Regions from separate parts of the Homo sapiens genome. Here region 2 is linked to region 1. The links are chromatin contacts, found by Hi-C or POLR2A ChIA-PET in ENCODE. All regions are on one chromosome and are shown on one strand. The core of a region is the stretch at or near the end of the contact, and the rest is flanking DNA. Distances in the headings are between cores, read along the strand shown.

Region 1 (5,725 bases), core at 1,778-4,277:
GAGCTGAGATCGCACCACTGCACTCCAGCTTGGGCGACAGAGCAAGACTCCGTCTAATAAAAAAAAAAAAAGGTTGTGCGTGGTGGCTTACACCTGTAATCCCAGCACTTTGGGAGGCCGAGGTGGGCGAATCACAAGGTCAGGAATTCAAGACCAGCCTGACCAATATGGTGAAACCTCGTCTCTACTAAAAATACAAAAATTAGCCGGGCGTGGTGGTGGCACACGCCTGTAATCCCAGCTACTCAGGAGGCTGAGGCAGAAGAATCGCTTGAACCCAGGAGGCAGAGGCTGCAGTGAGCCGAGATAGTACCACTGCACTCCAGCTTGAGCGACAGAGTGAGACTCCATCACACACAAAAAAAAGACAACAAGAAGGGATGCTTAAAATCATTAGTAACCAGAGAAATACAAATTAAAGCAACAATGAAATATCACTTTATATCTATTAGACTGACAAAAATTAGAAAAGCGGATAATGTCTATCACTGGCAGGGATGTAGAGATACAAGGCCCCTCATATGCTACAGGTGGAAGAGTATGCTGGTGCAGCTTTTCCAGAGAATTCAGTGCTACTTAGACAGGTGAGTTCTACGTATACTCTATGACCCAGCAATTCCACCTCTGGTTTTATATCCCCCCAAATTCTCACACAGAATTAGGGCACATACTTAAGCATGTTCACTGCAGCCTTGTTTATAATGACAGAGAGCTGGAAGCTGAGTGCCCTATGCCCAGAGATGAACAGGTACAATATGTGACTGTACACCACAGAGGACTGCGTTACTCGCTAGTTAGACATCATGCGGCGACATAGCCCTTAGTGGAAAAATAGTAAGACACAGCTATACAACTCAAAACACACCATTTACATAATGCATACAAATGTACAATGTTTAAGTCCAGATTAGAAGAAATCAACTGTAAAAAGACATTTGTAACAATCCAGGAGAAATTTGGGCATAAACATTAGATAATATTAACATAGGATAGTGCTATTTTAAATTAGCAGCACATATAAGCCGGGTGCAGTGGCTCACACCTGAATCCCAGCATTTTGTGAGACTGTGGTGGAAACATCTTGAGCCCAGAAGTTTGAGACCAGCCTGGGCAACACAGTGAGACCCCCATCTCTACAAAAAAAAAAAATTTAAATTAGCTGGATGGGGTGGCCCACACCTGTGGTCCCAGCTGCTCCAGAGGCTAAGATAGGAAGATCACTTGCGCCTGCGAGGTCGAGGCTACAGTGAGCCATAATGGTGCCACTGCACTCTAGCCTGGACAACAAAGTGACACCCTGACTCAAAAATAATAGTAATAATAGTTAAGGGCCGGGCGAGGTGGCTCACGCCTGTAATCCCAACACTTTGGGATGCCAAGGCCAGCGGATCGCTTGAGGTCGGGAGTTCGACACCAGCCTGGCCAACACGGTGAAACCCTGTCTCTACTAAAAATACAAAAATTAGCTGGGGGGTAGCGCACGCCTGTAGTCCCAGCTACTCGGGAGGCTGAGGCAGGAAAATGGCTTGAACGCAGGAGGTGGAGGTTGCAGTAAGCCGAGATCGCACCACTGCCCTCCAGCCTGGGCGACACAGTGAGACTCTGTCTTTAAAAAATTAAACAAAAAATAAAAATAAAATAAAATTGGAAGGACAGTGCCTCTTCTGAAATGGCTGAGAAACAAAAAGAACTCAGGTAAAGAACATATCCAAGTAGCTGGGGTGGAAGAGGGCAGCCTGGGGAATGTGTCCCAGATGGTATCAGAGAAGCCATTATGGAGCCACTAAAATGAGGAATGGTGGCTGACAACCTCCCTGGCGGGCTCTACTAGGAGATAAACCCAATCCATCAATCTCCATAAAAGGCTACTCTTTGCTGGAAGGTGACAGTGGGGAATCAGCCTAAACTTCTTTTTTTTTTTTTTTTGAGACCGAGTCTTGCTCTGTCACCCAGGCTGGAGTGCAGTGACGCCATCTCGGCTCACTGCAACCTCCGCCTCCCGGGTTCCAACGATTCTCCTGCCTCAGCCTCCCGAGTAGTTGGGATTACAGGCGCCCGCCACCACGCCGGGCTATTTTTTGTATTTTTAGTAGACACGGGGTTTCACCATGTTGGCCAAGCTGGTGTCGAACTCCTGAACTCGTGATCCGCCCGCCTTGGCCTCCCAAAGTGCTGGGATTATAGGCGTGAGCCGCCGCACCTGGCACGCCTAAGCTTGTTTTTACCGCCAGGAGGTGCCCTTGGACCACAGCTGAATTTTGAATGCTAGACAGTCGGGAAACTCAGTTGCCTAGACTTCCAGCTTGGTGTGTACGAGGAGACCCTGTCCCACCCAGAACTAGGGACCTCGCTGGGCCTCTCCACCAAGTATTCCTCTGGCGTGCTCACCACAGACCAGGACTGTGATGGACACACAATGAGTGAGAGAGAATCAGACCACGGATACTCACGAGCAAACAAAACATGACTAAGCGTAGCCTGGGTAGCAATGCCTCTTAGGCCTGTCCCAGTTCTGCCAGGTTATCTTTCTGCCCCTTGGTTCTCAGTTTCCGTAGCAATAAATAACACCTCTGCAATGACAAACTTTAAAATAATGTTTAAAGCGCTACAAAACAATGACTAGTTTTGCTTAAAATGTGGCGCACCTGTATTTTTGAAATGTTGCCCCAAGCTGCCACAGAAGCCGGCCAGCCCGCTACAAAAGCCCCTTTTTAGGGCCCTCGGGGAGATTCCTCTGTCATTAGCTCCCCGCCCCCCTCAAAGGGCCCAAGAGCAGGACCCATTGTGGTGAGCGACTCCCCAAGGCCTCCGCTTTTCTAGGCAGTGGTTGCGTTCAGAGCCCCTCTGACGCAGCAGTGGCGACCCTTTCCAGGGTGGTGACTGGCTGGCTGGGGCTGGGGGTGGGCTGACCTCCGCGGCGCCGCGCCACCACCAACAGGCCCCGCCCCCGTGCTGCGTGGTCATTTGTATGCAGCCTCGGGATTGGTCACTCGGCTCCCGCGAGGGGAAGGGGAGGGAAGCAGCGCGCACTCGCGCGTGCGTGAGCTGGCGCGCGAGAAAGGGCCCGGTCGCGTCCAGGCTCGAGCGGCCGTCGCCATTTTGTAAGGTTCTCTCTGACGTGGGAGCCGCCGTCGCTGCCGCCACCCGGAGGTGCGAGGGGGTCGTGTGTGTGTGATGTGGGGAGCTCGGGGGCGGGTCGGGCCGGGCCTCCGGCAGACTGCACGGCCCGGATTTGGGTTTCTCATTTTGCAGCGGGAGGTCTGGGAAGACAACGGGAGGAGGCGGGGCCGGGTCTCCGGAAGGAGGCGGGGCAGGGGTCGGGTCGAGTCTTTGTTGGGGCGAAGAAGCTGGAGGGTGGGCCGCTGGGGGCGAGGTGGTTGGTCCCCGGTTTGGGGGAAAGGGGACTTTTTTCTTTTTAGAGTATCTTGAAAGGCGCTAGTGCGCGCAGGAGAGGTACACAGATTTCCCTCCAAAACCTTGTTACCAGGCGCACTGCGATTGATGCCCCTTGCCTTTGCTTGGGCTTTTCTCTTCCCTCATTTTAAGACATGAAGCAGCTAATTCTGGTATTTCATTGCGCTCCACTTCACGGAGATGATAGACTGGGCTATGCATGCTGACCCTCGACCTCCTGTTTGCATGTCACGCATAGCTCGCACTTCTCGAGAACAAACCGCCCTTCTTCTATTGAGGAAGAATAATGAATGTCTGTACGAGGGTCTTGAAGGTGCAAGAACTTTGGAGGATTAGACGAAAATGCTGCAGTGCACCGAAATTTCCCACCACACCCCTGACTTTTGAAGTCTTGTGTTTCTCTCCCAGGCTCTTGTCAGGATGGTGAAGCTGTTCATCGGAAACCTTCCCCGGGAGGCTACAGAGCAGGAGATTCGCTCACTCTTCGAGCAGTATGGGAAGGTGCTGGAATGTGACATCATTAAGAATTACGGCTTTGTGCACATAGAAGACAAGACGGCAGCTGAGGATGCCATACGCAACCTGCACCATTACAAGCTTCATGGGGTGAACATCAACGTGGAAGCCAGCAAGAATAAGAGCAAAGCTTCAACCAAGTTACACGTGGGTAACATCAGCCCCACTTGTACCAACCAAGAGCTTCGAGCCAAGTTTGAGGAGTATGGTCCGGTCATCGAATGTGACATCGTGAAAGATTATGCCTTCGTACACATGGAGCGGGCAGAGGATGCAGTGGAGGCCATCAGGGGCCTTGACAACACAGAGTTTCAAGGTGAACTGCTCTGGGCCTGGGTAGTAGCGCCGAGTGGGGTCTAGCTCAAAACAGGCAAGAACACAAGACTATAGAACTTGCTGGGTGGTCTCTTCCATTCTGTTTTAGCTGGAAATAATAGATTATGTTTACCGCTCTTAAGCATAATTTACCCCTGGGGAAGCAAACACTTCCCCTTTTCAGGTTTGCTAAGATGTTGCTCACCGACTGCATAGAATCACAAACTGTGGGTTACTTTACCCTGCGGGATTCTTGCATTGATTCGAGTGCTGTTGGAAGTGTAATCTGCTTGGGGAAACGAGTACCTCATGAGAGAAGGGAGGATAAAGGTCCGTGGCTTACCTGCTTCTTTGGTGATGATCAGGAAGCCTTATATTTGAGGGTTTAAGTGCTTAAGATTTATATTCTTTACTGCTTTGGGTGGATACTGGTGGGAAAGAAGAAAAAAGACATCTAGAGGAAGCCCTATATTATAAATCTGGGTGGCAAGTCTGGATCTGCGGGAGTATCTTTTTGTTGATCAAAGTTGTGCAGTCTCTTCAAGCAGAGTCAAAAAAACATGCCATGGAGTGTTCTGCTCCACCTGTTCATTTCACCCTCAGAAAAGGAAATTTCTAAATATATCAGACTCAATGGGAATGATGGTCCCGCTTCTGAAGAAATTTCAGTACAAGCATCGTAGAGCATATCATACTATTTATACCGATAATAAAGGTACATATGTTGTCATTAATACCACAAGAGGTTGTCAGAAGACTCTAGAACTGTGCTAATATGGTAACCACATGCGGCTTAGTAAATTGAAATTAACAGATTAGATAAAATTTAAAATTCAGTTTTTCAAGTGTATACCAGACACGTTTCAAGCACTCAGTAGTCATGAGGCCTGTGGCTACCGTATTAATAGAGACACAGAACATTTCCATCATCATAGAACATTCTTTTGGATAGCACTGTTCTACAAGTGTTTTGTTAACAGTATCGTCTTGGACCTCATGTTCATAGCCACTTTTGTGGTTCCTAAGTCAACACCTTTTTTGCCCTGAGTGTCATTAAAGGGGTTGTTAAGAAGTACTTTTGGGTCTTCTATTAAAACTAAAAAACAAAATGAGAAAAATAATGGGAGAAGAGGAAAAGTTGACCAGAGAAGGGTAAGAAAGTTTGCATAGTGGAGATGGGTAGAGGAGCACCATCAAGTATCTCCAGCTTCAGCCAGTGATGCCTTGGCCTTTAGCTGCTCTTTAAAGCATAGGGCAAAGGTTGCAGATACTTCCTACCATTAACTAGTGTGTGACCTTGGACAAGTGTTTTAACATTTCTCTGCTTCATTTTCCTCACTAAGATTGTCCCCACTTATGGAGTTAATGATCCCTACTGTACCTCCCTCACAGGATTGTAGTGGGGCTAGAATGAAGAAATCGATGTGAAAGTGTTTTGATAGTAAAAGCTCTTTATGATGACAGGTGATTGCTCTTTGCA
Region 2 (5,725 bases), core at 1,603-4,102, 120 kb before region 1:
AACCTGCCATATCAGTTTTGTTGGAATAAATAACTTATGTCTCACTCAGGGAATCACAGCAATGGAAGTAGTAGAAAAACTGGCATTTCAGAGATATCATTGCTCCTGCTTTTGCTGCCACTAACGGATGCTTCTTAGTTTCTCTTTTTAAAAAAACATTTTAGACCAGGCATTGTGGCTCATGCCTGTAATCCCAGCACTTTGGGAGGCTGAGGTGGGTGGATCACTTGAGGTCAGGAGTTCAAGACCAACCTGGCCAACATGGTGAAACTCCATCTCTACTAAAGATACAATAGCTGTGCATGATGGTGCACACCTGTAATCCCAGCTATTCAGGAGGCTGAGGCAGGAGAATCGCTTGAACCTGGGAAGCGGAGGTTGCAGTGAGCTGATATTGCGCCACTGCACTCCAGCCTGAGCAACAGAGCGAGACTTTGTCTCGAAAAATAATTACTATTATTTTATTTTATTAGAGATGGGGTCTCACTATGTTTATTAGGCTGGTCTCAAACTCCTGGCCTCAAGCAATCTTTCTGCCTTGGCCTCCCAAAGTGCTGGGACTACAGGTGTGAGATATCATGACCAGCCTGTTTCTTATTCTCAAGTATACTTCCTCCACTAAAATTAATCTTTGGTTCTGAGCAAATTTCCAAATTCATTCAAAGGTCAGCATTGTGTGAGGGGGCCCATGAATCACAAATGGCCTAAAACTGGCCCCATGATACTTATAAGTCTGCTCTCACGCATGCTACACCTTCCGCTGAAGAGGTCTGAGGTTGCTGTTTGATAGTAACAATGAGAAAAAACCAGGCCATCTTTCTCTCCTAGAAAGAATCTAGTAAAATTTTGTTACTTTCCAATAGCTCTTTTCTAAACAGAGAGAAAACAGTCAACCTGAGAAAGCTGATTAAGAATGAATGAATTAATTAATAGAGAGGAAATATTAATGAACCTTTCCCTTTGTCTCTAATCAGGTCATCCAAGGAAACACATCTACAAAAATTGGCTCAAAGGCTTAAACTTGTGTCAGTACAACTATGATGATGAGCTGCTACCTGTAAGGATTGTTTATTATTAGAGGATCACTAAAGAAAGATATGGGGTGGGGAAATTATTACCTGCATATTAAATGACAAAAATATTCTCATCTGAGGTGTAATTTTGGGTGAGAATAAGAAAACAGACTAAGAACCACAGGCAGTCTCTTTAAGCCTTAAGAGACTTTGACTACTAGTGTTGCCTCTGGGCACATAAATAGAGGCAGAAACTAATGAATAAAGACTAAATTAGGGCTGGACACATTGGCTCACATCTGTAATCCCAGCTCTTTGAAAGGCCGAGGCAGGAGGATTGCTTGAGTCCAGGAGTTTGACACCAGCCTAGGCAACAACCTCATCTCTACAAAAAAAAATTTTTTTTAAATTAGCAGTATATGGGCTGGGCGCAGTGGCTCATGCCTGTAATCTCAGCACTTTGGGAGACCGAGGCAGGAGGATCACGAGGTCAGGAGATTGAGACCATCCTGGCCAACATGGTGAAACCCCATTTCTACTAAAAATACAAAAAAATTAGCTGGGCGTGGTGGCATGCACCTATAGTCCCAGCTACTCAGGAGATTGAGGCAGGAGAATCGCTTGAACCAGGGAGGTGGAGGTTGCAGTGAGGTGAGATCTGCACTCCAGCCTGGGCGAAAGAGCGAGACTCCGTCTCAAAAAAAAAAAAAATTAGCAGCGTATGGTAGCATATTTCTGTGGTCCTAGCTACTAGCTACTCGAGAGGCTGAGGTGGGAAAATGACTTGAGCCCAGGAGACCAAGGCTGCAGTGAGCTATGATGGCATCTGGGTTGAACAGACTGAGACCCTGTCTCAAAAAAAGAAAAAATAAATTAATTGGACTTAAGCATATGTTAGGTCTTTTCTTGACATAATTCATTTTCACTTTGGATTCTGTGGTAGTTAAATGGCACAGGAAGGCAAGACAGAAGGGCTCTGTGTGTTCCATATTGTTTACCACCTCCTCCATGGATTTTTTACATTTTTTATTTATTTATTTTTTTTGAGACAGAGTCTTGCTCTGTCGCTGGAGTGCAGTGGCGTGATCTCGGCTCACTGCAACCTCCACCTCCTGGGTTCAAGTGATTCTCATGCTTTGGCCTCCCAAGTAGCTGGGATTACAGGCATGTGCTACCATGCCCAGCTAATTTTTGTATTTTTAGCAGAGACAGGGTTTTGCCATGTTGGCCAGGCTGGTCTCAAACTCTTAACCTCAAGTGATCCATCAACTTCAGCCTCCCAAAGTGCTGGGATTATAGGCATGAGCCACTGCGCCTGGCCAGATTTACTTTCTTGGAGTCTGAAGAAGATGGAGATGGGCAGAGAGATGATTTCCAAACCTATGCAAAATGCTGATGCACAGAAAATAATGTACACTGAATTCCTTTGTATTCATACTATCTCTCTAGCCAAGAATTCAAGTAAAGTTTTAAATTCATAGTCTTCTCTTCTCATGCCTAAATGGGATTGGAACTAGCAGGGTCTGTGTAAAATAAGGCCTGAAGAGAAGAAGGCACATGTCTTCAGGTCATTTAGAATAGATTCAAATACATAAATAACTTAAAATAGCAGTTTTCAACATAAAAAAAAGTTTTACTTCTGCTTTTCTTATAGAGAAGCTGACACCTGGCACTTACAAATGACAAGTGAGACAATTTCCAATTTCTACCCACATTCGTACTCGAGAGGAGAGTAAAACATGCAGAGGGACAACAAGGCTTTACGCCTTCACCTCACATAATGCTGGGAGTCGACCAAAAGAGCAATTCCATTCCCAAGGTTCAAAGTGGGTTCATTCTCCACCCTGCAAAGCAAAGCAAAGCTAAGCCATCTCTCAAAGATTCTAAAATCAATCTCTGTTTGACATAAATTTTGGCCCATGACTACTACCACCCCAGCGATTACTAGAATTCAGTAACTAATTAACCAAGGGGAAAATGGCAATCTTTAAGTTTACCCCCTCTAGAGACAGGGATGAATCTACTAAAATAATAAAATGTGGGGGTGTCAGAAAATTAGTTTCAAGGTGACTTTGGGTCAAGATATCAAACTGTGAACCTTTTGGAAATAGGACAATAATAGCTGAGAAAAATTGCAGAGCCATAGCATCATCTTAAGCCATAGACCTAAGAACTTACCCAAAGATCTCTGTGGAGAGGATTCCATTTACCTTTACACTGAAATGAAATCTGACCTGCAAAACAATAAGTTAAGTGTGAGATTTAACATGAGCCAAGATACAGATTAAAAACTTCCATATCTAATCCCTAAAGGAAAAGAATAAGCTTAAAAAATTTTAAATTAACATTACTTTTAATTGATAAACTATAACTGTATACATTCATAGGGTACAATGTGGTGTTTTGATATATGTATATAATGTGGAATGATTAAATCAAGTAGATTAACATCTATCACATAACTTACTAGCATTTTTTGTGGTAAGACATTTGAAATTTACTCTCAGCTATTTTGAAATATATAATACATTATTATTGACTATAGTCACCCCCCTGTGAAATAAGATTCTAAAGACTTATTCCTCCTGTCTAACTGAAACTTTGTACACTTTAACTAACAACTCCCTATTTCCTTCCTTAACCCACTCCCAGCCTCTGGTAACCACCATTCTATTCTCTACTATGAGTTTGACTTTTTCAGATTCCACATATAAGTGAAATCATACAGTATTTGTCTTTCTGTTGATTAAGAAAATGTGGTATATACACAATGGAATACAGTTAGTTTTTTGTGGTTTTTTTTTTTTTTTGAGACAGGGTCTTGCTCTGTTGCCCAGCCTGGAGTGCAGTGGTGTGATCTTGGTCTCCCAGGCTCAAGTGATCCTCCCACCCCAGCCTCCTGAGTAGTTGGGACCACAGGCATGTGCCACTACACCCAGCTACTTTTTGCATTTTTTTGTAGAGACAGGGTTTCACCATATTGCCCAGGCTGGTCTTGAACTCCCAAGGTCAAGTGATCCTCCTGCCTCAGCCTCCCAAAGTGCTAGGATTATAGGAATGAGCCATCATACCCAGCCTAGTCAGCCTTTAAAAAGAAGGAAATCCTGTCATTTGTGACACGGATGAACCTAGAGAAACAAGACTTTTTTTTTTTTTGAGACGGAGTTTCAGTCTGTCGCCCAGGCTGGAGTGCAGAGTGCAATGGCGCAATCTCGGCTCACTGCAACCTCCGCCTCCTGGGTTCAAGCAATTCTCCTGCCTCAGCCTCCCGAGTAGCTGGGACTACAGGCACGCGCCACTGTGCCCAGCTAATATTTGTATTTTTAGTAGAGATGGGGTTTCGCCATGTTGGCCAGGCTGGTCTTGAACTCCTGACCACCCAAGTGAGTGATCCACCCACCTCGGCTTCCCAAAGTTTTACTTCTGCTGGGATTACAGGCATGAGCCACCGTGCTCAGCCAGGAAAAAGACATTCTTTTTTTTTTTTTTGAAATGGAGTCTCACTCTGTCTCCCAGCCTGGAGTGCAGTGGCAAAATCTCAGCTCACCGCAACCTCCACCTCCCAGGTTCAATCAGTTCTCCTGCCTCAGCCTCCTGAGTAGCTGGGACTACAGGCACGCGCCACCATGCCCAGCTAATATTTGTATTTTTTTTTTTTTTTTTTTTTGGAGACAGAGTCTTGCTCTGTCACCCATGCTGGAGTGCAATGACACAATCTCGGCTCACTGCAACCTCCACTTCCCAGGTTCAGGTGATTCTCCTGCCTCAGCCTCCTGAGTAGCTGGGATTACAGGCGTGCGCCACCATGCCCGGCTAATTTTTGTATTTTTAGTAGAGACGGGGTTTCGCCATGTTGGCCAGGCTGGTCTCGAACTCCTGACCTCAGGTGATCTGCCCACCTCGGCCTCCCAAAGTGCCGGGATTACAGGCGTGAGCCACTGTGCCCAGCCAATATTTGTATTTTTAGTAGAGACAAGGTTTCACTATGTTGGCCAGGATGGTCTCAATCTCCTGACCTTGTGATCCACCCACCTCGGCCTCCCAAAGTGCTAGGATACAAGCGTGAGCCACCACGCCCGGCCAAAAAATACATTCTTTATCACTTGTATTTTCCCTAAACATACTTAATGCTTGCCTGTGTTTAAATTCTAAATCTTAAATATATTGAGCCCTATATCACAGCTCCAGGTTGTCACAAATTATCAGAAATCATCCCTGCCTCTTTGCCATTCTCTCAACCCCTATCCCTTAACTTTTTTTTTTTTTTTTTTTTTTTTGAGACAGAGTCACTTTGTCACCTAAGCTGGAGTGCAATGGTGTAAACACGGTTCACTGCAGCCTCAACCTCCTGGGTTCAAGCGATTCTCCTGCCTCAGCCCCTCAAGTAGATGGGACCACAGGTGCATGGAACCACACCCGACTAATTTTTGTATTTTTAGTAGAGACAGAGTTTCACCATCTTGCCCAGGCTGGTCTGGAACTCCTGAGCTCAAGCAATCCGCCCAAGTCGGCCTCCCAAAGTGCTGGGATTACAGGTGTGAGCCACCACACCCAGCCCCTTCACCTCCTTTTTAAAGGAACTATCCATTTTTATTTCTATTATTTTCATATGTGGAACATTCCATGCTTTTTTCTTTGCTTTTTCTTCCTCTTCTCCATCTGACTTTTATATCCTCTCCAGTGTACCTCACTGTTCTAATTATTCTCTCCAT

What was found. A loop is a pair of places that touch in the nucleus more often than their neighbours do. ChIA-PET counts read pairs that join two places held with the same protein, here RNA polymerase II (POLR2A). Pooled maps may share reads with other maps.
Region 2: a pooled map shows a loop between it and region 1 (2.3-fold over the local background). The contact joins the enhancer-like site here to the promoter of RBM4B in region 1. A Hi-C loop is called at or near these places in 1 of 50 pooled maps. POLR2A ChIA-PET finds 5 or more read pairs at or near these places in 4 of 52 experiments (HEK293, Panc1, SK-N-SH and 1 more).

Annotation. Positions count from the first base shown.
Region 1 is chr11:66,675,189-66,680,913 of GRCh38, reverse strand. RBM4B (RNA binding motif protein 4B) reads left to right here and starts at 3,027. Exons shown (of 4, transcript NM_031492.4): 1 at 3,027-3,150; 2 at 3,823-4,246. The coding sequence starts at 3,835. RefSeq lists silencers at 2,825-3,104, 3,305-3,414.
Region 2 is chr11:66,798,163-66,803,887 of GRCh38, reverse strand. TOP6BL (TOP6B like initiator of meiotic double strand breaks) reads right to left here. Exons shown (of 15, transcript NM_001302084.2): 5 at 3,192-3,247; 6 at 2,786-2,857. Among named protein-coding and RNA genes, the nearest start is that of RCE1, 42 kb to the left of the region's middle. Within about 2 kb of position 2,852, at least 3 of the 41 ENCODE cell types and tissues checked have a DNase peak (open chromatin) inside an H3K27ac peak, as active enhancers do.